Regions from separate parts of the Homo sapiens genome. Here region 2 is linked to region 1. A link is a loop called in an ENCODE intact Hi-C map of the cell type or tissue named here. Cell type or tissue: testis. All regions are shown on one strand.

The links. A loop is a pair of places that touch in the nucleus more often than their neighbours do. Peaks named below come from ENCODE experiments on the same cell type or tissue, not always from the same donor. Only the 100,000 strongest peaks of a DNase experiment are listed, where the experiment ranks them.
Region 2: a loop joins it to region 1, with 4 times the contacts of the local background. A loop is called at or near these places in 12 of 110 quality-filtered maps.

Annotation. Positions count from the first base shown.
Region 1 is chr15:88,273,213-88,275,712 of GRCh38, forward strand. No RefSeq gene overlaps it. Among named protein-coding and RNA genes, the nearest start is that of NTRK3, 18 kb to the left of the region's middle. RefSeq lists enhancers at 1,339-1,839, 1,840-2,340. In testis, a CTCF peak has its summit at 1,528 (motif pointing left); a DNase peak (open chromatin) is centred at 1,509.
Region 2 is chr15:86,923,864-86,926,363 of GRCh38, forward strand. It overlaps a transcript of AGBL1 not described here. Among named protein-coding and RNA genes, the nearest start is that of AGBL1-AS1, 610 kb to the left of the region's middle. In testis, no CTCF peak of the experiment used is centred here; no DNase peak of the experiment used is centred here.

The sequences.
Region 1 (2,500 bases):
CTAGAACTGAATGGAACCTTCCAAGAGTGGTTAACCAGAGCCGACTGCAGCTCAGACCCTTATTCTAAACACTCTTGCAACACTAATTTATTGTTGTGGCCCTCCCATTCCATGGCTAACTCGTATCATTAAGAAGCCCTAGAGTCTTCATAACTCTAAAGCCATGCCTCCTAAATCCAGTTGGCTTTTGGGGCAGAACTTTACTTTTATCCCTGTTACACGGTGCCTTGTTGACTCATCCCTCCATCCTTGTCTGTACAGATCTTTAGGGATCCTCAGAATTACCTAACCCTTCCCAATTCCATGTCAGCTGCACATCTGATTAGCCTGCTTATTCTCAATAAAACTGCACATTCTTTAGAGTTTGAGTCTTAGGCAGGGAAAAATAGTTTTAGAGGAACAAACGCCCCCCCCCACCCCCCGCCCCCGCCAACCAGGTTACTTCAATGCTTGTTCATTTCCCTGCCTAGATAACATCCCCTCTCTCTGCACACTGAGCCCAGCAGCCCAGGTCCTGCCCAACAGAGCTCCTTTTTTATTTTCTGACTGGTCAACCCCAAAAGTCCAACCATTTTCCCGAGCTCTGCATGCCTGGAAGCTAAGTCCAAAGTCCCTGAGCTCCAGTGTCCAGGCTATATGTCATTCCTCTTCTTTGTAGATATGGGAAGATTTCTTTGCAGACATGAGGAAGTTTCTTGACTTAGAAAGATGTACCTGGTCCACTGTGGGCATGCAGTGAATGTTCATCAAATGAAAGGAAAATAAGCACCTTCCATATATATGTGTGAAGTTCTGAATTCGGCATTGGCCTCAAGAAGGCTTCAATGTTCATCCTTTCCACTGGGCCATCCCTAAAATCCTTAAGCAGAGGGACTACCTCTGTACTTAAAGATCTCCAAACAGAAAGATAGCACATTCTCTTTACAGCCAGTAGAAACTATTGAGCTCATCTCTCCATTGACTCATTCACTTGCTAACTCATTTATTGAGCACATGCTATGCGCCAGGCCTTGAGTAGGCACTGGGGATACAGAAGTGATTATAAAATGACCTCCAGGAGCTGACAGTCTACTGAGGAAGGCAGCCATGGAAACAGTGCTTCTGTCACGTATAATGTGCCCCCAGTGTGGTGAAGCATTAATAAAACTTGTCATGAGCGCCCACAGGCAAGGGTCAACCCCTGCTTGGAAGAGATGATATTTGGGCAAAGGTGGAAACAAGTGCCTGTAATCCAGTTCCTCCAATCTCCTTGGGGAGGAAAAGGTAAGGTAGGTTCTCTTTTCAACCTGTTTCCAATTCCTAGTGGGGAACAAACCTATAAGGGCCACAAGCCTGAGTGAAGAGAAACTACTGAGTTCTCCCATCCCCTCCAGTGTCCTGAATCAGCGTGCAAGTCTGTGTTTCCTTACATCTCTCCCAAAAGAGCTGGGTGGCAAGCTGAGCCCTTTGCTGCAAGTGAGGGCTGCAGTTTGCACATCCAAGGCCCCAGATGGGCCTTGGCTGGCATCTAGCACCACCTACTGGCCACGGAAGGAAAAGCAAAGGTCCAGCTGCCACCTCTCCCCCAGGGCTCCTGCAGTCACGCCTTGCCTGGATGCTGCATCCCTTCACACCCTGATTATCACCCTGGAGCCCCATCTCGCCACCCAAGGGCAGAGGGCAAACTTCAAAGGTGACACAGACACTCTGAAGGAAACAAGAGGCCACAAAGCCAGCTGGAGCAGGCAGACACAGGGACAGAATCTGTGCCCTGGAGCCTGAGGGGCAGGCTGAGAGGGCGGAGCAGGATGGGGCCTGAGAAAGAGGTCAAAAAGGGACAGCAGCACAGTGAATGACAGTCAGAACCAAGCAGTGGAGACACGGAAGATGCTGGAGGGTTCTATGGAATCTTCCTGGAGAAGGACCTGAGGTCCCAGAAAGGAGTCACATTCCGGCCCCAGCAGGTCAGGTGCTGAGGCTGCCCTCATCCTAGACAATGTCACCCTTCTTGTACCCAGGTGCTTCCAGGCAGCTCCTCCCAGCCCTCTGACCTCCACGAGCGGCACTTGCCCAGGGCTGCTCCCAGCACTGCAGCTGGAGCCAGGACACACCCTTCTTGGTGCCCAGCTCAGCTCCAGCTCGTCTTAGTCGGGAGACAGCCATGAAGACTGGAAAGAGACAAAGGGAGAAGGAACAGAGGTGAGGGTTTCAGCATAAGCTGATATTACATGAATCACATATAGAGTTCCTGATGTAAGATTAAATTGCAATTAAGCATCCTTCAATTTTGAATCACTGGCTCAGGGATTTCTGCTTAAAAGATAGCTTCCTGGGCACTGGCAGAAGCTGACATCCCTGATAGTCCACGCTCCCTCCTTTTTCAGGGGCTACAAACAGGGGCCCATGGAGAAGCACATGGAGCTTCAGGTAAAATTTTGGGCTTTGGAATCAGACACACCAGCTGTTGACTTGGGCGAGTCACTTAACATCTCTGAGCCTTGCGCTCCTCTGAAAAATAAGG
Region 2 (2,500 bases), 1.3 Mb before region 1:
GTGACAGAATCAAGATTTAAAGCCATGTGATTTGGACGAAAATCCTCTACTTTTCCCATGAGGCCATGATATCATTACACCTTCCTGGAGCCATTACTCTAGATAATACATCAAAATAAAATATTCATAGCATATATACATACAAAAGCAGTCTCCATAAATACGTGTCAATTATTTTACTTCATTTGCCCACAAGTTTTAAGTTATGAAGCAATCTTTAAATGGAAAGCCTAGATAAAATGTCTATTCATGCATATTCACAGATGCACATGTATGCATGCACACATACATGTGCACACACACAGGGATGCATACACACATGCTCATACACACAAATGTTTGCATCACGATAGATTGGCTGGTAAGTGCCACACACAAGTTCTGCCTGAAAGGACATTGTGATCCTAATGGTACAATGAATGGTCTTATTGGCAAGGACATAGAGAATTTTTAATCCCATTTAGGGTAGAAAGGTGTGTAATCTTAGCAGAATGCTTTGAGGCTCAATTTTATTGCAAGGATGCCCAGACCTCATTGATTTGGTTTATAGTCAGCAAATTACTTTGAAGTACAGCCGTGTTAGTTGTAATATTAGCTATTGAAAAGCTCTATGTCAATTCCTCTGTTAATCATGACCTGGAAAGTATAATGAATGTGGAGGGTGCTCAGCAGGCATATTGTTTGTCCAGGTTCTCAGCTTATTCTCTGTTTGGGAGAGAAAGACGACAGCTCTGAAACCTATAATCTTTCAGAAGTGGGAAGCAGAGAGGGAATTGTGGTGGGGAAGGTACCACAAGATTGTTCGTAGGTTCCCTTCATAACTTGGACATCACTTTTTGGCAGCGGATAGTTTCCATGTGCACGATAAGAATCATTACATTTTGCTACTCTGTGTCTCTCAAACTTTGGCCACATAAAAATCACCTGGGTGATCAGGTGCGGTAACTCACACCTGTAATCCCAGCACTTTGGGAGGCTGAGGAGGGTGGATCACAAAGTCAGGAGATTGAGACCATCCTGGCTAACATGGTGAAACCCCGTCTCTACTAAAAATACAAAAAATTAAATTAAAAAATTTAAAAATTAAACTTAGCTGGGCATGGTGGTGGGCACCTGTAGTCCCAGCTAATCGGGAGGCTGAGAAAGGAGAATCGCTTGAACCCGGGAGGTGGAGGTTGCAGTGAGCCGAGACTGCACCACTGCACTCCAGCCTGTGTGACAGAGTGAGACTCTGTCAAGAAGAAGAAGAAGAAGAAGAAGAAGAGGAAGAGGAAGAGGAAGAGGAGGAGGAGGAGGAGGAGGAGGAAGAGGAAGAGGAAGAGGAAGAAAAGAAGAAAAGAAGAAGAAAAGAAGAAGAAAGAAGAACCTGAACCTGGGTGGCTTGTTAAAACAGAGAGCTAAGCCCCAATCCTGGTGATTGATTGGGGAGGTATATGGTAGAGTCTAATAATTTGCATCTCTTAGAAGTTCATAAATCATGCTGATACTGCTGGTCCAAGGAACACCCTTTGAGAACTGCTGTCCTAACAGACATGGTGTGTAATTATAGGGCAAAGAAGAAGCATTAGTTTCCTTCAAGAAAATATGATACTGATAATCAGGAAGCTTTTTCTATTAATAACACCAGTCCTAAGTATTTTTCTTCTGTTCCAACGTCAGTGCTCTCCTTTATATCTCAGAGAATGTAGAGAGCTTCTATGCATTACACAGATGCTCATATTACTATCTCAAGCCTTGTTCTTATGTAAGCAAAGTAGCTGTCCACCAAATAGGTGCTGACAGGCTTCCTCTCATTGATGGGAGTTTTTCTTCTTTTCTTCTTTTCTTTTTTTCTTTTTTCTTTTTCTTTTTCTTTTCTTTTTTTTTTTTTTTATTTTTTATTTTTGAGACAGAGTCTCACTCTGTCACCCAGGCTGGAGTGCAGTGGCGCCATCTCGGCTCACTGCAACCTCCACCTCCCAGGTTCAAGCCATTCTCCTGTCTTAGCCTCCCAAGTAGCTGGGACTACAGGCGCCCGCCACCATGCCCGGCTAATTTTCTGTATTCTTAATAGAGACGGGGTTTCACTGTGTTAGTTACGATGGTCTCAATCTCCTGACCTTGTGATTCACCCGCCTCAGCCTCCCAAAGTGCTGGGATTATAGGTGCGAAAAGGAGAGTCTGGATCAGGGAAAGCAGGAGAACACTAACCTATAGGAGAAGGAAAACGTCAATATCTGCTTCATCTCCTCTCCTTTCCTTCCATTACCTTTTCCCTCCACGTTCCTTTCATGTTTCTCCCCTATTCCTTTTGCCCCTGTCATTTTCTTCTCTTTAGGTCTGTAAGCCTCTGTCTATCCTCTCCTTTCTATCTGCTGCAGATGAAAAGAAGTTATTGTGGAGGATTGCCAACTTCCATCTCCATGACTTTACTTCGTCTTACATTATCCTCACTACATAAATCTTTTCTGAACAAAATGAATGCCATTCGTTCTGGTCCTAGAAACTTATTGAGACTTTG